Regions from separate parts of the Homo sapiens genome. Here regions 1, 2, 4, 5 and 6 are each linked to region 3. Evidence: chromatin contacts called from ENCODE Hi-C or POLR2A ChIA-PET data. All regions are on one chromosome and are shown on one strand. The core of a region is the stretch at or near the end of the contact, and the rest is flanking DNA. Distances in the headings are between cores, read along the strand shown.

The links. A loop is a pair of places that touch in the nucleus more often than their neighbours do. ChIA-PET counts read pairs that join two places held with the same protein, here RNA polymerase II (POLR2A). Pooled maps may share reads with other maps.
Region 1: a loop to region 3 is called in a map of CD8-positive, alpha-beta T cell, with 5 times the contacts of the local background. The contact joins the promoter of RAPGEF6 here to the promoter of HSPA4 in region 3. A Hi-C loop is called at or near these places in 2 of 168 maps with a recorded cell type or tissue (CD8-positive, alpha-beta T cell and naive thymus-derived CD4-positive, alpha-beta T cell), 2 of 37 single-sample maps with no recorded cell type and 14 of 50 pooled maps. POLR2A ChIA-PET finds 5 or more read pairs at or near these places in 1 of 52 experiments (CD4-positive, alpha-beta T cell).
Region 2: a loop to region 3 is called in a pooled map, with 6 times the contacts of the local background. The contact joins the promoter of TCF7 here to the promoter of HSPA4 in region 3. A Hi-C loop is called at or near these places in 6 of 50 pooled maps. POLR2A ChIA-PET finds 5 or more read pairs at or near these places in 2 of 52 experiments (BJ and H1).
Region 4: a loop to region 3 is called in a pooled map, with 12 times the contacts of the local background. The contact joins the promoter of TXNDC15 here to the promoter of HSPA4 in region 3. A Hi-C loop is called at or near these places in 7 of 50 pooled maps. POLR2A ChIA-PET finds 5 or more read pairs at or near these places in 2 of 52 experiments (CD8-positive, alpha-beta memory T cell and activated CD4-positive, alpha-beta T cell).
Region 5: a pooled map shows a loop between it and region 3 (19-fold over the local background). The contact joins the promoter of SKP1 here to the promoter of HSPA4 in region 3. A Hi-C loop is called at or near these places in 10 of 50 pooled maps. POLR2A ChIA-PET finds 5 or more read pairs at or near these places in 2 of 52 experiments (MCF 10A and activated B cell).
Region 6: a map of CD8-positive, alpha-beta T cell shows a loop between it and region 3 (11-fold over the local background). The contact joins the promoter of JADE2 here to the promoter of HSPA4 in region 3. A Hi-C loop is called at or near these places in 2 of 168 maps with a recorded cell type or tissue (CD8-positive, alpha-beta T cell and naive thymus-derived CD4-positive, alpha-beta T cell) and 11 of 50 pooled maps. POLR2A ChIA-PET finds 5 or more read pairs at or near these places in 2 of 52 experiments (CD4-positive, alpha-beta T cell and naive thymus-derived CD8-positive, alpha-beta T cell).

Annotation. Positions count from the first base shown.
Region 1 is chr5:131,633,685-131,636,538 of GRCh38, reverse strand. RAPGEF6 (Rap guanine nucleotide exchange factor 6) reads left to right here and starts at 1,310. Exons shown (of 28, transcript NM_016340.6): 1 at 1,310-1,577. The coding sequence starts at 1,509. RefSeq lists enhancers at 741-940, 951-1,200, 209-1,408, 1,501-1,590, 1,538-2,120.
Region 2 is chr5:134,113,033-134,116,155 of GRCh38, reverse strand. It overlaps TCF7 (transcription factor 7), which reads right to left and starts at 1,475. Exons shown (of 10, transcript NM_003202.5): 1 at 1,001-1,475; 2 at 769-835; 3 at 123-247. The coding sequence starts at 1,249. It also overlaps a transcript of VDAC1 not described here. RefSeq lists a silencer at 1,399-1,518 and an enhancer at 1,609-1,838.
Region 3 is chr5:133,050,108-133,053,383 of GRCh38, reverse strand. It overlaps HSPA4 (heat shock protein family A (Hsp70) member 4), which reads right to left and starts at 1,371. Exons shown (of 19, transcript NM_002154.4): 1 at 1,027-1,371. The coding sequence starts at 1,133. RefSeq lists enhancers at 1-157, 1,396-1,575, 1,766-1,815, 1,886-1,935, 1,122-2,084.
Region 4 is chr5:134,872,783-134,875,767 of GRCh38, reverse strand. It overlaps TXNDC15 (thioredoxin domain containing 15), which reads right to left and starts at 1,397. Exons shown (of 5, transcript NM_024715.4): 1 at 1,238-1,397. The coding sequence starts at 1,340. LOC124901071 (a long non-coding RNA gene) reads left to right here and starts at 370. Exons shown (of 2, transcript XR_007058943.1): 1 at 370-524; 2 at 636-937. RefSeq lists enhancers at 762-831, 725-1,430, 1,362-1,651, 1,672-1,721 and a silencer at 1,012-1,121.
Region 5 is chr5:134,175,392-134,178,296 of GRCh38, reverse strand. It overlaps SKP1 (S-phase kinase associated protein 1), which reads left to right and starts at 1,347. Exons shown (of 6, transcript NM_170679.3): 1 at 1,347-1,442. RefSeq lists enhancers at 1-443, 1,347-1,596, 1,687-1,966 and a silencer at 1,117-1,196.
Region 6 is chr5:134,524,305-134,527,271 of GRCh38, reverse strand. It overlaps JADE2 (jade family PHD finger 2), which reads right to left and starts at 1,602. Exons shown (of 12, transcript NM_001388185.1): 1 at 1,261-1,602. It overlaps LOC124901070 (a long non-coding RNA gene), which reads left to right and starts at 1,670. Exons shown (of 3, transcript XR_007058942.1): 1 at 1,670-1,806; 2 at 2,189-2,366. RefSeq lists silencers at 13-1,132, 1,143-1,402, 1,433-1,512, 1,643-1,862, 1,883-1,932 and 1 more.

The DNA.
Region 1 (2,854 bases), core at 61-2,560, 1.4 Mb after region 3:
CATCCTGTGATTTTTTCCACAATTACTTTATTTCTACAATGGCTATGCCACACTTCGCTGGTAAAGTTTTTGATCTATACCTGAAAAAGAGAAATGCTAATAGTATGTTGTAAACTCCCAGTTTGGGCAAGCCCCAGGACCAACAGAAAACAGTCCTTAAGTCATTGCCGGTCCCAGAAACGGTGTTGTAGCCTGAACTCTCATTGTTTTCAAATATAATTTTAACTCTTATTACGTCATTAAAATTACTGTGAAGCAGTCATTAATTGGAAAGCATGTCATAATCATAAATCACCTTGTTATTTAGTGAACTATGCTAACTGCTGTGAGAAATACCAAGGTGTACCTAGATGTAGTTACAGCCATCAAGGAGCTTAAAATTCAGTGGAAAGGTGGTGTCGCCAAAGTTAGTTACCTATGAACTTATGAGAAAGGGTAAGGAGTATCCTAGAACGATGGATTCTGGAATTGTCAGTGAGCTTATTGTTGAAACGGCCTCAGCAGCTCTCTGGCTGCTCCTAAGGGTGGTCTGTTTTTCTTACCAAGGGAGCAGTGAAACAAAACTGGCTTTATTCGGTCTGTTGGGAAGCAGACTAGAATGTAAAAAGTATTGCAAAAGTTGCCACTCGAGTCCCAACCCTAAACGCAGTTGCCTGAGGGAGGGCTGCCCCGGGCATTTAGTTACAAGAACGCAGTCTAAATCTAGTTTTTTGACTCAAAGGTAATCGTGAGCTGGCCGCGGCACCGGCTGCCTATCCTGGCCGTGAATGTTTGCTTTCTCTGCCCTGGTCTCAGGACGTCCGTTTCGAATAGATCAAGCACTTCTCTGTCGGCAGCTTTCACAAGAGATCTCGTTTTATTTAAAGAGATATGAGGTGTGCGTGGAATTCCTTCTTTGCCGAATGGCGGCTTCTACTTCCGCATATTCAAAGTCGGCAGTAGAAGTTGCAGAGGAGAGCGCAAAGCCGGACTTGGCCACACCCTGGGCTTCCGGATTTGGGCACAACAGTTCTCTCCAGTCAGAACGCCTCCCCACGGTTCTGCCCCAAAATGCTATTTTTGCTCAGGTCCTCAGCGCGTTTCCGGTGTCTCCAACGGATGGAGAAGACGGAACCACAACGCCAAGGCAGACCCCGTGACTGATTTAGGTGAGGTCTCGCGAGGTGTCTTTAAATCTCACGACGACAGCAGGAAACGACTTACTCGCACCGCCCCAATTTTAACGTCACAGTGGAGTTACTCCCTTGGGCGTTTCTTAGCGTGCGCGTGCGTGCTGCGCATGCGCACTTACTCTCCCCCGCCCCCGCGCAGACTTGTCTCCGGCCAGTCGCGCGTGGGTAGAGGCCTTAGGCGGGCGTTGCGAAGGGTTGTTTGCTAGAGTTCGGACCTTGTTACGGCGCGAAGTTCCCTCCTTGGGGCGGGGGAAAGGTACCGCACCCGCTACCTAGTGTGAATGAACTGTGGCGTGGGCTGCTAAGGGCAGGCTGCGGAGTACCCGGGCCGTGGCCATGAACTCACCCGTGGACCCTGGCGCTAGGCAGGCGTTGAGGAAGAAGCCACCCGAGCGGACTCCCGAGGTGAGGCTGGTTGACCTTTATGTGCGTCTCACAGTCCAGTAGACAGCATCCTCCTGTCTGTCCGAAATCCGCGGCGACTGCCCTCTTGCCAGAGTCTCGCACCTGCTACTGGGAATCTGTTCGCTTGAGTCTCTTCCCTGACCCAGGCCCTTGTCGCCAGCAGGGTGCCGACCGCCCTTCCTGCCTGTGATGCGGTCTTAACCCGCGTACCCGTCCTTGCCGGGGGCTTCTGAGTGTCGTTAAGAAAGCACCATTACTAAGTCGTATTTTCTGAGTTGGGTAATATGAGTTTCGCAGTTAGATGCCCATTCGTTTAAGTAGACTATGAAAAACGAGATGGAAATTGTAAGGGAAGTATCTCAGCCATGTAATTTAGAAATAGTTTTTCTTTAAAGGTCTCTGAAATATTGTACAGTTGCCTAAAAAAAAGATAAAGTTTTCAAAGTTAGTTTAAAAGTTTACATCCAGTCAAATGGTGAATTCTGTAGTAGATGATGCATGTTTAAAGAACACCACTGTAGGTACTTTTTCAGACTGTCACTGGGAAATTTTACAGTATTTTGTACTTGGATCCAAAATTTGCTGTGTCGAGTTAACAGTTATGGCATCAGCTTAAAAGATTTTTCATTCGACCTTCATGAAGGCTAGTTTTCAGGCATATAACTAAAACCTGTTAGCTTTGCTTATCCCGGTAGAATGCTAAGGTTTTGGGGAAGGTTTTCCTTGATTTGGAGGTTTCTATAACAAGTGGGACATATTTTCTAAACAAAACACTAAACAGTGTGAGTGGATTATTGGATTGTTTTGTTTAAAGTTGCAGTAAATGAAATGAAATGCTTTGGTTAATTCTTCACTTTGGAGTTTTTCAGATATGTAGTGTTTTGCATACTGAGTCTCAGTAACGTTGGGCTGACCTTTTGGGTCGTGACAATTATTCAGGTCACAACGGAAGCCATGATAGGTCAAATTATGTTATTGAAGATCCTGATGTTTGCATAGGAACAACACAAATTCTACCACTTTCCAGAGTTCTCTTTTTGAGATATACATTTATAATTCGATGAGTGTTTGTTTCCTTATGATGATTCTTGAAGTCAATGTGAGCTGATTTATGAATTTCAGTAGGCGAATTATCTTACAGCCTTTATAGCATTGGAAAGTATTATACAAGGCTTACGATGTGTATTGCAGGTTTCAATTTAATTTAATTTAATGTTATTTTATTTTTTATTTGAAACAGTCTCACTCTGTCACCCAGGCTGGAGTGCAATGGCGCG
Region 2 (3,123 bases), core at 226-2,725, 1.1 Mb before region 3:
GAAAAGACCAGCACAGGAGTCTCGTCTATTTTGTTCCAGGCAGAAGTCTCTTGCCGGTGCCTCACCTACCTGGTCAAGGAGGCTGCAAGCACAGGGCGGCACTGGCTGCGGGGTCCACTTACCAGCGGGGGCTGCGGCTGGGGGTGCTGCCCTGCTCCCGAGGGGGGTGGGTAATGCATGAGCAGATTGAAGGCGGAGTAGACGGTCTCTTTGTACATGCCGCTGGTGCACTCCGGGGCCTTCAGGCCTGGAAAAACCACAGCTGGGTCAGACACACCAGCCCTGGCAGCGGCTGGGACTGAAGGCTGTCTGCTCTTGAGAGAAAAAGAATTGCCAAGGGGTCCCCTGCAAGTTCCTGACTTGGGAAGGAACGGGCTGGGAGTATCGGCAGTGCCAAGTTTTAGGGGAAGGACCTGGAGGGCAGGCCTCCCCGAGGTGGCCCCTACTTGACCTCCCACCCCCCGCCCTCCAACCAAGAAACCTTGGCCAATTCTGTCTCCTGAAGGCGGCGGATTAGTCAGTCACCTGGGCAGGAGGGGAGGCGGGGATGGCGGGGGTCTGTTTACTCCTATAAAGGTCAGGGCACCGGAAGTGACTCGACCCGGCGGCGCCCGGGAAGCCCGCCCCCCACTCTCCACCCCTGGGTTCTGCCGCCTCCTGAGCTGCGGTGGGGGAGGCACCCGGCTCCCCGCGGTCCTTGGCGTCCCCGTCCCACCGAGGCCAGGGCCTGAGCGCGACGAAGGGAAGCCGGGCCGGGCAGAAACTCACCGTCCTCCAGGGGCTCTGGAAGTTTGTCCGGGAAGAGTCTCTGCGCAGCGTGTTCCCGCCCGAGAGCCTGGAGGGAGAACCGGAGGGGAGTGAGGGGCGGTGGGACCGCGGGGGTCGGGGCCGACGCCGGGGCAGGGACGCTCTGCGCGCTGGAGACCCCGAGGGCCGCGCGCAACTGGGGCGGCGCGGCGCGGCGACCGCGGGGGAGGAGCCGGCGCCGGCGGGGGCTCACCTCGGCCTCGCCGCGGGCCCCGGCGCCGGCCCCCGGGACCCCCGGGATCCCTGCGCCGCCGGCCGCGCCCTCGGACTCGTTCACGAGCGACGACTTGAGCTCGGCCAGGTCGCGCTCGGGACCGGCGGCGCTGTCGCGGCTCTTGTCGTCCTGCTCCTCGCCTTCATCCTGGAAGGCCAGCAGCTCGTCCGGCGCGCCGAGGTCGTCGCCGCCGCCCGCGCCGCCCCCGCCGGAGTCCAGCTGCGGCATGGTGCGCTCCGCCCGCCGGGGCGCGGGGCGCTGGGCGCCGGGAGTGCGGGGCGCGGAGCCGGCCCGGGGGGCGGCGAGCCCGGAGTCCGAACCTCCGAGCTCGGATCGCGGCGGGCGGAGCGCGGGCTGACTCCGCCTGGGCGGGCTGCAGGCGCGGGCTAGGGCGCGGGGCAGAGCGGCTCCGCGAGCTGGCGGGTCGGAACATCAAAGGCGCCGCCGGCCGAGTGCCGGGGGCGGGGCGGGCACTGGGGGCGGGCCGGGCCGGGGGCGGGACACAGGTCCGCCCCGCCTCTCCTCTCCCGGGAGAGGCCGGGACGCGCCCACTCGGCATAGCCTTAAAGGGCTCGCTCTTCCGGAGCGCACCCTGAGAGAGACGTCGGACAAGCCTGGGAATGATCACCCTTCTCCCGAAACGCAGAGACTCTAACGGGAACTCCTGACCCCGCTTACTCACCTACAACCAGATATTCCCCCTGCTTTCTGCGCCCAGGTTTCTCCTCCGGCTGTGGAGGGCGGGGGTCCCCTAGGCCCTTGGGACTTGGGCGTGGCTTACCATCGCAGCCGTGGTGTGAACTGTATCGTGCCCAGGCTCCAATGCGCCCTGTGCTTTGAACTGGGGGCTTCCTAGGGCTTGAGGCTGCTTGAGGCTGTGCTCGTACCCCAGGGAACCGGCAGCGTTGGAACTCCGCGGCGCTGTTGCGGCTCTTGCCCCATCCTCCATCCCTGTGCCAATCAGGGACTTCCTTCTAGGCCGCCTGCATACAGTGCGAACATAAGTATACCCCCCTTCGCACATTTATTGAGCTCCTGTTGCGTGCAGAGCTTATACATCACACATCTGTGACGGGCCCCTCAGTCAGGCGACGGCTCCGAGCCGCGAACACAGCCAAGAGCACCGGACCTCAGCCGATCCTCCAAGTCCCAGCCCCTATGACTCTCCCAACTCGGTTCCGTGACTAGAACCTGCAGCCCGGAGACTCGGAACTTTGGGCAGCCACGTGGGCGCGGGATTCCGACATGGGTCGCTCGTCCACAGCAACTCAACCCTAGAAGTCGCATTTAGGGAGCCCATGACTCTGAAGTTGACCCTGGCCTGACTAACCCTCTAACCCTCGCTCGATCCAGGCTGAAACATCTAGATTTGCGGAGCGCGGGAAAGTGCCTGGATTCCAGCGCATCTGTATGGCACCCGGGTCTGCGTCCACGCGGGCCTCCACGGCGCGCTTGGCCTGGCTCAGCCCCTGCATCTACAAAAGACGCCGGTCCTTTGGATCGCGATGCAGTCAACAGCAGCTCCCCTAGCAGGTTTCTGTGCTGGGTTCACTGTAGACGCTCACGCCTCTTCTGAGAGCAGTTGGGATAGAGGGTATTTGGGGGAGGGCCGGGTATTGGACGCCTCTCCCTCTGAGGGCCCCACAGGACCCCTGGCAGCGGTGCAAAGCCGGGCCGGAAGACAGCCGTGCCTCCCTCCGGGTCCAGGCCCAGCGTGGCTGGCTGTGGATCAAAGAGCTAGGCCATGCTTCCCTGTGTTCAGATCCTATCTGTGCCCGCCCAGCCGGGTGTCTCGGACACCAGCCCCCACACCCCCCTCCCCCGCCACCTCCGGGCTAGGGTGCCCACTTTTCCTCCTTTCCCCAGGCTGGGGCTGGGGGGTGGCATGGGCACGAGTGCTCAGCTTGGTGATGGAGATGAGGGGGACCCTGCCCATTAGGTCTCCCCAGCCTCTTCCCAGGGTGGGCTTGCCGCTTAGTCTCGCCTCATCTGCTCCGGATTGGCGGGGAAGGGGGGGCTCGGCCCTGCCCGGAGGGGAGAGGTACAGGGACGGGAGTTCAGAGCCTCCGCCACCTCAACTCCTGAGGTTATAGGTAGGGTCT
Region 3 (3,276 bases), core at 122-2,621:
GGCAGCCAGAGTGAGACCCTGTCTGTCTCAAAAAAGAAAAAAAAAAAAAAAAAAAGAAGAGAGACCCTGAATGGCAAATAATACAGAACTTCTTACAAGATTTTGTCTAAGAACACGACAACGGATTAAAATGTATCTACAAGTATTCAAAAGGCAGACACTGTAACCAGTGAAAGACCTGAGTGACCCACCATTTTTTAGAACTGTGTCTATGCTGGTCCCAAAACTTACTATGGGTTCTAGAAGTCAAGGCGGGCCCTTGAGCCACTAACAATTGTGGCCAACACACTGGTTAGAATGCATTATCGTTAAAGTGCAACCCTATTGAGGGGTTAACGCGCACAAAACAGAGAGTGACCCAATATAGCACAATATCCCGAAATAATGTGGAAAACAAAAGCGATTGCAAAGTTATCATAAGAGCACCGATTTTATTAAATTCCTATCCGTGCCAACCCAATCTCAAGACCCCGAGTCCATCCGGAACCCGTGCCTGAGGCTGCTCCAGCTCGCTCTCTTCCGGGCGCTGCCCCGCCCCCACTCACGTGGGACGCTGACCGCTCCACGGTCTCGCGGCTGGCAAGCCCCAGAACCCGTTCGATTCAACTATTATTAAGCGCCTGCTGTGTGCAAAGTTCTGAGCTTTCTGTTGGACTCAAAAGACTCAGTACGACCTGGGCCTGGTCTCTGCCCTCAAGAAAAGGACCGCGATCCGTTTACATCCTAGGCCTGCAGTCCTTCCAGTTCCTACCCGTGCCCTCCGCTGGTCCGAGTACCGGCCAGAAGCCTTTCTTCGGCCGACGGGCCACCGGGGAAAAGGCCCTCGCGCTTAGCACACACCCACGCTCATAGTGGGCCGCGGCCCCTAGTGTCCTAATACCTACTGGGGGTCCCTGACCTACCGGGACCTCGGCTCGGAACGGAGGCGACTCCTCGGCCCGCGTTCCCCAAGCAGCGAGGGTCCCAGACTGGAACAAGCATTATCTCCTAACCCCAGTGCACGCGGCAGGCCCGGCCCACACTTACGGCGTGCAGCGGTCGCTATACTCATTAGCGATAGTCTCGATGCCGCCGGCGCGGGCCACAGCGACGTAGCAGCTCTGGAAGCCCAGGTCTATGCCCACCACCGACATGGCGCCGGCTACTGCTCGGGCTCGGGCCCGGGTCCGGCCACCGAGACAGGACACGGACCCCCGGCGGGGCTAGCGAGTGGAAAGCAGGCCTCTTGGGCCGAGGCTACTGAGGGGCTTGCGGTGTCCACGCGAGCGCCTAAGTCCTTCCAGTGGGTACTGCAACCGAGAGCGCTGCTCAGGCCGGCTCCGGCTCAGTGGCCGCAGAGGAGGCGCCGGTAGCGGGGGCGGAGAAGATCTCGAAAGATCTCGTTGCGACGAGAGCGGAGCCGCAGCACCAGAGCTACGAAAGAACGGGATGTTCTCGCGATATCCCGGCTCAGGCGCTTTTCCCCTTGAGGCCCCGCCCCCAGTACGTCTGAATACGTCACGTCCTGGCTCGAGAACCTGGGAAAGGACTGGGTGGCTGAAAGATGGCTGGAAAGCGCATTTAGCCAACCGAGCCTGCGCATGGAACCTGCGGCGCTGCACAGCTGCATAGAGATGTGGAGCACCTCCCTTTACCGTAGAAAGTAGGCGAGCCAGCTCGAGGCACTATACTGAGGAAGCGCTGCGGCCTACTTCCGCCGTTTTTCTTAACATCAAAGAAACTTCCGGTAGTGGGGTGTCTTGCATTCCACCGTGTCGGTGCCCCAGAATGAGACGCAAGCTGATCTGCAGATCCCGCAGGGTGCCTTCTGCTCTTTTCGGGGCAGGTTGGCCGGTAGGGGAGAAGGCCGCCATTGGAACGCGGCCTTTATGTCGGGTTCTCTCAAGAGTCTAAGATCGCACCCTCACCAGCGGAGGGAAGGAGCCCACTCCCAGCCACACCGCTTTGTTTTCTTTCGCTTAGCCTTGTTGCGCCGTTCTCTAAGCCACTCATGTCCTTAGATCAGATTGAGGGGCCCGCAGGATTTAAGCCTTTAATCCACAGCACATTCCAAGCACCTACCCGGTGGTAGGCCCTAACAAGGAACACAGGCAAGTGACACGCTGCCTGGCCTGAAAGGTCCGCTCAGACCTTTACATGAAGTTAATAAATGTTAAGCTTCAGGGCCCCTCGCTTGTATGGCCTCCTGGGAGAATAGATAGTTGCTGAGTTGTGGAGAGGGGAAGCCAGCTTGAGATTAGGAAGCAAATCTATGTAAGCATTTCTAATAAATTACCCAGAGAGATCTAAGGAGAATCTGAATCTCCAAGTCTCTAGTAATGTGTTGTGATTTGTCGTTTTAATTATTTGTTTTGTGTATTTGTAGGGCCCCCCAATGGTATATAAGTTTCACCTCTGCAAAACCTGGATCATCCCCATCATGAGGGTGGCTAAACAAGTAAAGGTGACCCCAGTACAGAATGGCGAGTGCTATATGCACAGAATGGTGGAGACTAGGACAACTTCCCAGAAAAGGAAAAGGCTGTGTTCAAGTTTGGAAAACTAGCAATAGAGACCATAGTTTAAGGACTAAAAAGAAATTCTCCGTTGCTGGAGGGTACATCATGAGTTGAAGGTCTCAAGGCTAGAGTACCTGCCCTTCAGCCATTTTAAAAGTGAATGAGCAAAGAAGAAATTACATTGCCCTGGTATGCCCTTCCCTTTAAATACCTGCATTTCCTGCCACCTCCGGAGGTACTTCACTCTATAGGAGCAACCCCAAACCCGGGTTGATTACCATTAAAACTTGCAAATGGCCACACTGTTCTCACATTTTGCCTAACTAAAACCTGTTAATTCTTCAAAGACAAGTACCAGGTGCTACCTGTAAAAGGGTACTGGGAATAAAAAGAGTAGAGGCAGCCAGGAACAGCCTTTGGAAAAACGAGAGCAGGGACATATTTGTACATTGTATACCCATGTTCATAGTAGTTTATTCACGGTAGCTAAAAGGAGGAAACAATCCACATGTCCATTGACAGATGAATGAGTTTTCTAAATTTAGTGTATACGCGTAACAGTACATTATACAGCTTTGAAAAGACAAAGGAATGAAAGTCTGATAAATGCTACAGCATGAATGAACCTTGAAAATACGCTAAGTGGAAAGCCAAACAAATCAAAATTAATTTTTTTTAATTTTTAATTTTATATTCAAAATTTAATATGATTCCACTTGTATCAGGCACCTACAATAAACTACATAAAGACAGAAAAGCGGTTTCACAAGTAGAGTGA
Region 4 (2,985 bases), core at 148-2,647, 1.8 Mb before region 3:
AACCCGGGAGTCAGAGGTTGCAGTGAGCCAAGATCGCGCCACTGCACTCCAGCCTGGGCAACAGAGCGAGACTCCATCTCAAAAAAAAATAAAAATAAAAATTACATAAACCGGGAGCAGTGGCTCACATCTGTAATCCCAGCACTTTGGGAAACAGGTGGGAGGATCACTTAAGCCCAGGAGTTCAAGGCTGCAGGGAGCCATGATGGGCCACTGCACTCCCGCCTGGGCAACAGAGCAAGCCCTCATCCCTTAAAAAAACAAAAACAAAACAGTAAAGATTCCAAAAGATGATGCTCGTAAAGCACTGAGCACAGCATCTGGTACACAGTGAGCGCTTTCATTCATGGTAATTGTGTTACTATGACTCACCCTTCTCCACAACTCTCTGCTGTCCTGCCTCCATCCAGGACACCCCAGGGAAAAGAAAGACCTGCCTATTCCTGTTAAGGTCTAAATGACAAGCGAGACCGAGGGTCTGGACTTTAACAGGACTATGAGGAGTGGGGTGAAGGAGCATGAAAGTAAGGCCTCCACTCTCCACCCTCGCCATGCCTCTAGAGTGGCTGCCTTCCCTACCGGCAAGTTGGGGGTTACCGGGAGTCTCCCGTGTTTCTCGTCTGTTTTTCATGCAGGGAGCTGAGCAAGACTGGCCTCCTTAAGACAGTGGTCCAGCAGCGTGGACTCCAGACTGGGCTTTGGCGTCAGAGAGACAGGCTTCTGCCACGTATCAGAAGCGCAAACTTAGGCGGGGCCTGAGCATCTTCATCTGTGAAATGGAGACACTAAACGGAACCGATCTGACAGGGTTTGTGGGAGCATTAAATGGGATAATGATGTAAATAAAGCACGATGCACAGTTCCTGGCTCCTAATACGGCCACAACAATGTCGGTATTTGATATAATGTTATTAATAATAAATTGCTTATCACCAGAGGGTATGCCTCAGCAGCGCTTACCGCACTGTCCCTCCTGGCTACCAGCCACGGGCTGAGGGCGGCCTGAACGCGGCCCAACCACCCCCGGGCTCCCGTCCACCGGCCCTCAGCCCACCGGCCCCCTTTCGCGGGCCACCAGCGGGCGGTGCGCGGGGAGAGAAGTCGGGGAGACGCGCCCGGGGAGACGCCAAGAAGGGGCGAGTCGCGCACCGCCGGCCTTCGCGCAGGTCCAGAGCGTCGCCCGGGTGGACCTCAGCTCGCCCCATCATCTCATGCACCGCCCCCGGCCCACACTCACCCTCCACGCCGCGGACGGGAAGTCCCAGCACCCACAGCAATACTTGCCACCAGCCGAGGAGCCGCATGACGCGGGGCGGTCGTCGACCGGCAGCCGGGACCATTGCCCAGGCCGAGAGGCAATCGGCGCACGGCTACGCGAGTCGTGCTGCCAGCCGGAGGAAGGCTGGGGGAGGAGAGCCTGGGAGCGCGGGCGCGGCCCCGCGCCGCCATCTTAACACCTGGCAGCTGTGGCGGGCGCCATCTTGGAGTCGGGCGGACGGCCTCTAGCCGCTGGCCGTCGGCGCTGGACTGGAGACCTCTTTAGGAGCTAAGCGCCAGACGTTGCAGGTCGTTTTGAACTCTGCTGACCCCAGAGTGCAGAGCATGGCTCTGGCAGAGGCCCATGGCCTCCTTTCTTCCCTCGGAAGTCAGAGCTTGGCTACTTGAAGCACTGCGCCCGCCTAAGGAGGGTTTTCCACGCTTCATTCCCAGAGCCAGAAAGGCCCAGGAGCCTTCCTGTTCTAGTGTCCCATCGAGGTGCAGAAACTTTGGAGGCTGCAAATCTTCTAATCGCTTGCCTAACCTGTGCTCCCCTACCTAGGGTTGCCACATAGAATACCTGATACCCAGTTATATTTGAATTTCACATAATGAATATTTTTTACTATAACCCTTATAGTATAAGGGATATACCTTAAAACTGAGCATCCTGTAACTTCGTGACATCTGGCAACCCTAACCCTACCTATCCACTCAGGGCAGGAGAGGTTGGTTTTAACTGATTTACCTTGCAGGGCAATCTCTTTTTAATCATGGTTGGGGCCGTGAGCATCATTGGCTCTGGCTCATGGTGGAGGTGGAGCCACCTCGAGCATAAAGTAGATAGGAAAGGGCTTAGAATGAAGAAAGCATAGATGGGGAGATGAGGAACAGGGCTCTGCATTCCCAAGCAAACGCACAGAGCGGGAGTCTTAAGAGAAAATTCTTGGAATAGAGAGGATGACACCACTAATTGGGGTATTTTGCCGGGGGGCCTGCTAAAATGGAATAAGGCAAGCTTTAAGCAGCCACCAGTCAGTGCTAAATCAGTGCAGAGTGCAGCTTTTCAAACTTATGAGGTTGAAAAAATAGAAACTGATTTAAAATACATCAGTCTATTGGTTAACATAGCAATGGTAAGGGGAACCTGTGCTTTTTGGCCGCTTGGTGAATCCCAACTTCAGCACATGTGATAGTTCACAGTCAGCAGGTTATGTAACTTAAAGTTAAGTTTCTTCAGCTGTAAAGTGGAAATGACGTTATATAGAGTCTTATAGATGAAATGAGATGTAAAGTGATGAGCACAGTGTCCTGGGGCACAGGAAGCATTTCAAAGTGGTAGGCATTATTAATTGAATAATACAATTCTGATGGTGTGGCCATAGTCCCCTTATCTCTATGCCCATCAAAAAGACACTGTTAGGCCAGAAAGATGCATCATTAATCTGTCCCTGTGGATGATTCTTTTATTCTAAATACGTTGGTATGGTTTTGCTGTTGTAGATCCTCAAGTGCCATCTTGTGGGTCCAGAAGAATATGAAACAATGGACATGGATAAAAGAGCCCACAGTTCTAGAGCTTATTACTAGTCATCATTTCGCTAAGTACCTCCCTCACCCCTAACAGTGGAACAACAAACCTTTCCTTTTTAAACTATCTTTCTCATACCCCCATACATGATTTGAAGGTGCATGAAAAGCCAACAGGACAGAGCACCAAAAGGATTT
Region 5 (2,905 bases), core at 98-2,597, 1.1 Mb before region 3:
AGTGGGCCCTGCCTAGGAGGCCTGAAGCTAGAGCTGCTGAGGGCAGGGCTGTGCTGCAAAGAAAATGTCTGAGAGCTGCAGGCGTTTCATCTTCTGTCATCAGCTGTGGCACCTGGCAGACACTGGATAGGCTTGTAGACAAAGACCTGGTAACTCAAGGAGCTGCTTGGCCTTCCTGCCCAGTCCCATCCCAGAGGCACTGTACATCTCTGGTTTCTTCAGGGGGCCCTGTGTGGAAGTATCTTTTGTCTTCCTGGTGTCAGGGATATCATCACGTGCCTGTTGGCTAGGCGAGCCCGGCGCCCAGTCTCCTAGGATGGGGAGAGTAATGTTCCCGAGCAGAACAGGGTGGGGCTTTCAGACTACTCCCTTTCCTTTACAGCTGGCTTCATTCCATCGACCTCATCAAAGCCTTCCTGGGAGCACCCTAGAGAAGAGTTACGTCCAGGCCGGGCCCTGGCTGCCTGGTTCACGGCGGAATCCCCAGCACCACGCCTCGCACGTCGGGCTCAAAGCATGTTTAGTGAAGGAGTAGGTACCTACTGCTAGATGGAGCCATCTCTCTAGACTTGGGGTTTCCCTATAACGATGGCTATGTTTGGCATGGAAGCCTCTTTAGAAGTCAATAGTAGGAAATAAGGGCTAACAGCACCTAATTGTGGAGTAAGGTTCAAATCCTAGCTCTGCCACTTAACCGTTCCGAACCTGTTCCCTCACTGCAGAGGCGAAAAGGCTAACACTATTTCACCTCGGAGGGTTACCGTGGAGAATGGAAGCTGGACAAGCTGTATCAGTTCAGTAGTAAAACACACACACACAAGCGCCCCACCCCCACCCCACCCCACCCCAGGAATGAACACACACACCCGCGCGCGCACATACACCTCAGGAATGAACACACGCGCGTACACACACACGCAGCCCCCCCCAGGAGTGAACACACACACACACGCCCCGTTCTGTTGTTCCCAGGAACACACACAGAGACGCACACACTCGCCCGGTTTTGTTTTTTCCAGGCTTTTTAACTGGGGTCTTTCACTCGGCTTAGGGCACCGCTGCCTGAAAGACCTTTCTAGGCCAGTCGGGGTCCGGCACCCAGTTGACGAGACAGCGCGGCGCTTTCAGAGCTGGGGAGAGGCGAAAACTCTTCCGGCCCCCCGATCCCCCGGCCAGCCGCCCCCGGCAGCTCCTTGCCGCCTCCCGGCCTGGGCCCGCCCAGCCGTTCTCGGCCTGCCGTCAGGCGATCTCGGCGGCCAGCCCAGCCGCGATGTGACGCCGCGCGCCCCGGGGTCCTCGGCGCCTGCGCCCTCTCCTATAAAGCAGACGCCGCGCCGCGCTGCGACGCTGTAGTGGCTTCGTCTTCGGTTTTTCTCTTCCTTCGCTAACGCCTCCCGGCTCTCGTCAGCCTCCCGCCGGCCGTCTCCTTAACACCGAACACCGTGAGTAGCCGCCCACTGAACTGGAAAGGGTCGTGGCTACCGGATTGCGTGCCGGCTGGCCTCACCGCTGCGGTTTGGGCCTGCCCGCGGCGGGCGGTGACTGGGCCTGGCCTTCTTTCGGGCCCGGTGGATCGCGTTGTCGACCCTGTTCTTCGGGAGACCCTACCAGGTTCCGTTCACCTGCCCCGCCCCCGACTCAGCGAGGCCTCCTCTGGCCGGGCGTCCTCACGGCGCTCCATAAGTGAGCCGAACCCCGGGCTGGGCCTTCTCTGCACCGGCCGAGCGTCAGCCGGCGCGGAGCTCGGCTGCAAGGCCCAGGCTGCGGCCGGGGGCCTCTCTTGGTCTTAAGCCTGCTGTCCCGGGGACCAGGGCGGGGGTGGCGGCGGGGTTGTGAATGGGGGTCCCTTGGCTGTCGTGAGCGTGGGCGTGTGTCGGTGTCTGGCTTTTGTTGTGGTCGGGAGGGAGAGCTGCGGTGGTGGTCTGAGGCCGCCCGGTTCTTGGCTCCCATCCTTTCTCCACCGTGTCTGGCGTCACTAGCTACCGGTCGGTCCTGGCTAACCGTGTGCGGGCGCCGGCTTTCTGCACATAGCCGCCTGCTCCATCTGAATATTTCTTAGCGTTGTTTTGCCATGACTTGGAGTCGTTGAGCAGATACCATCGTCAGAGTGGTGTGACTTGTAGGAGCCTTAACTGTGTATAACTTAACTCTAGGTATCTGGCTTTTAAAGAAATAGGACGTCTACCTGCTTTGATTCACTTTTAATGGAAACTTCACGTTTGGGTTTTAGGGACATGCATTTTTCCTTTAGAGCGTGACAGTAGAATGTATCCGTTTCATAGAACAATACCGTCTCCTCCACTGTGCAGTCTAAAAAGCAGTGTCAGAATTTCGGGTCACTTAAAGCGCAGGGGTTTTTTTTTCTATATGATGTGATAGAACCCGCTTTATGCTGGCCATGGAGAATTATTTACAAGTGCAGGAGCCTTTAGGCCTCTTTCTTTAGAATGGAATTGTTTTGAAAGCATTTCAAATAAATATTTCATCCATTATTACTTAAAAATTTTGCACTTTATTCTACTGTAACACTAAAACTTATCTTTGAGTTTAGTATTACCAAGTGCATCGAATTACAGATTAACCGATTGACCAGCTGCTATTTAGTAAGGTCTCAACTCCCTTAAGAGTAACCCAATCCACAAACTTGACTATGACTAAGCACTTATCTTGAGTTATTTGAAAGAAATATGAAACGGTCGTCTTGCTTTTAGAGTAATTTTAATCAACTGCATTGTTAGATTTGTGATTCTGCACTGTTCATTTCAGTACTATCTAATATAAAAATTACATGTTTAAATGTTTTATAATTAAAAATTGGGCTCAGGTTAAAATATTTTCTTTTGGAGATACCTTTTGTTGTGGTCTTGTCACAGGAAGGGTCCTCTACTCTGCATCCTTCTCCATT
Region 6 (2,967 bases), core at 353-2,852, 1.5 Mb before region 3:
AGGAGGCGGGCGGGCGCCGCTCCGCAGGCGCAGGCGAGTGGGTGGGAAGAAGGGAGGGAGAGGGAGGAAGGAGGTGAGGCCGGGAAGATGCCACTGCCGGGGGCGGGGCGGGGCCGGGGATCCGGCAAAGGGACTGCAGCAGCGCTAGGTGGGGGCGGGGGCTGCAATGTCACTCATTTGAGAGTCAGGTGTGTGCGTCCCAAACGGGGTCCGCCACAAGCCGGCATCTTCCTGGTACCACCCATGGTGCAGGGCCCTAGGCAGAGGGCTGGGGACTGCGGATCCGTCCCTGAAGCGGGACGCGAACCGGCAGAGTTGGGAGAAGGTAAACAAGGGCCACGCCCCCTGCCGTCGCCCCGCGGGCGCGCACCCGCCGCTCCGGCCGCCGCCGGTACATTTCCACTCTCCCAGCGCCTCTCCCCAGCTGGACTACCGCGCGGCCCCGGAGGTGGAGGCTGCCCCCGACCCCAGTCCTCACCCCTGGCGCCGAGGCTCCGCACCCTCCACACTCACCTGGAAAGGGTGTCCCCCGCCCCTCCAAAAAAACTGTCTAATTTGTGCAGAGCCTCCAACCCCAGGAGCCGAGCATGCTGCCCCCGCGTGCAGCGCCCGCGTGCACCGGGCCGGGAGAGGGGGCGACAGGGCGGAGGCGGTGGCCCCCGGAAGGTGTCTGGGACCGGACCGGCTGCACGTGAGCCCAGCGCGAGGTCATGTGCACCGGCTCAGCCCGGTTCGGCGCCCGGACGTGCTGCGTATCAACAAAATGAAACTCGGGGAGACAGGAGGGCAGATAGCTCCAGGTTCTCGGAGCCCCCGCCCGGGCCGCTCGACCTCCCCACCGTACCCATCTCCCGCCGCAGCCCCTACGCCCGGCCGGAGCCCGCGGGGAAGTTGCAGCCCTGGCGCGCCCCCGCCCGCCCGCGCCCCCTCGCCGGCCCGGGGGCGCTTTGCCGCAGTCATTAATAAAGAAGGTCGCCAAGCTCACCCTTCCAAAAGTTGTTGTTGCATGCGCCCCTCTCAGCCTCCCCGCACTGTACTCTTTAAAACACGACTGACCAACATGCGCAATCTCTCTCCCCTGTGCTGTGCATCCCCCCCCTCTCCGCGCTGGCTTCCTAGAACAGGCAGCCAGCAGGAGAGAGAGGGAGCGAGCGAGCAAGAGAGAGCGAGGGAGCGAAGAGCGCTGGCAGATCTGTTGCAAAAACGCCAAATAACGTCGTGGAGATGCGCAGGGCCCATCCGCCGGGGGCTGGATCTTACCTTGCTCCGCGGTGCCCCCCTGACGGGCGCTGCCCTCGGCTACGCGCCGCTGCAGGGACCGGCGCGGGAAGGATGCTCCCGAAGCCGGGAGCTCCTGGGGCCGGCGCGGGAGGGCGGGGGGCGCGCATCCATCCGGGGTCGCGGCGAGGGAGGCGGCCGGGCCCGCGGCGTCCCAGGCCCCACGCCCCCCGCCGGGGACGGTCGGCCCGCAGGACCTAAGCCGGTGCCGCTAGGAGTGGGCGCAAAGTAACTCCATGGACGCTACTCACCCCCCCCAAAAAATAGCCTCCAACTGCGATGGCCGCGGTCGGCACCATTCACCAACCCCCTGTGTATGTTTCTGTTTCTTTTTAAACCAAGACTTCCTTGTGATCTCTTTAGAAAAAAAAAATGTGTTGGGGTGGGGGTGGGGTGGGGGCGGGCAGGAGGAGCGAGGGAGGGGGAGTAGCCACTTTTTTCTTATTCACTCGGATCTCCGCTCCCGACACCCCCGTCGCCGCCCCCCCAACCCCCCGCCCAGTTGTTTGGCTCCGGCGGGGAGTCCAGGTAGCGTTGCGGGCCCCGTGGGGGAAGGGTGCCCTCCCTCGCAGCCCCACCACCACGCCTGCTGGCACCCTGGGCCCGGACTCCCCATGGACTCTGGGGCGCCCCTAGCCCGCCCTGTCCCCAGGGCCGGGCCCGAGCGGCGGCTGCGCCCGTGCAAGTCCCATCAGGTCTGCTCACACTTCACACACTCACACACATACCCCGCCCCTCCACTCTTTCACTCACACTTTCTGCTCACACCCCGCCCCCTACGCGCCCCAGACCCGGGCGGCGCCCCCCGCAACCTTAAAAAAAAAAAAAAGCGAGCTTATACTTAAAAAAATCTTTTGGCGCCATATTAATGACGTACTTAAAATTTGCCATTTCTCCCTGCGTCAAAAAGACGTTTCTTTGCAAATAACAGCCTGGAGGCGACACTCGCGGAGGGAACGAGGTTTGCACTGAGCACCCCGCCCCCCGGGGCTCCAGCGCTGGAAGACCCTCGCCCTAGGCCCTGCTTCTGAATCGCTGGTTTTAAAATGCGAATCGAATAAATTGCGTGGCGTTTTGCAGCACCAGAAGTGAGCAGAAAGTGCTGGCAGGAGGGGAGTGGAGGGGCGAACGCGAGTCTTGGGGAGGGGGCGCGGCCCTCCTCCCCGCACCCACTCCAAATGGAAAACTAACATTCCGGGCGGGGGAACTTGAAATTGTAGGCGACCTCAAGAAAAGAGGGGCGGTCCGTAGAGAGGGTCCCCATTGGGCTCGTCGCCCCCTCCCCCCTCCCGGGTGCCTCCTGGCGCCTAGCGCTGCCCCGCATTTCCGGGGGGTGGAGAAGGCAGTGATGAGCGGGTGGGTGGGTGGTTGCACATCCTGGCCCCAGCAGGATTTTGCCCCGGGGCGACCCCTTCCTCCTTGCTCTTCCTTCCCATTACCCCGAAAGGGTTAAAAACCGAGGGGTAACTTCCAAAGGCTGGCACATGGCGAGGAAGCGGGGCGCCCCTCTCCCCACCCTTCGCCTCCTCGCCCCTCCTCCTCCGGCTCCACTTCCCGACTTGACCTTGTGGTGCACAAACAGTACGCTCGGATCCTCGCAGTTTCTGGAAGAAGAGCCTGCGCTCGCCAGGCGGGCGGGCTGTCGGGCTGCTAGCCGGCGGTGGCGGGGCCTTGGGTCTGTTCCCGGAG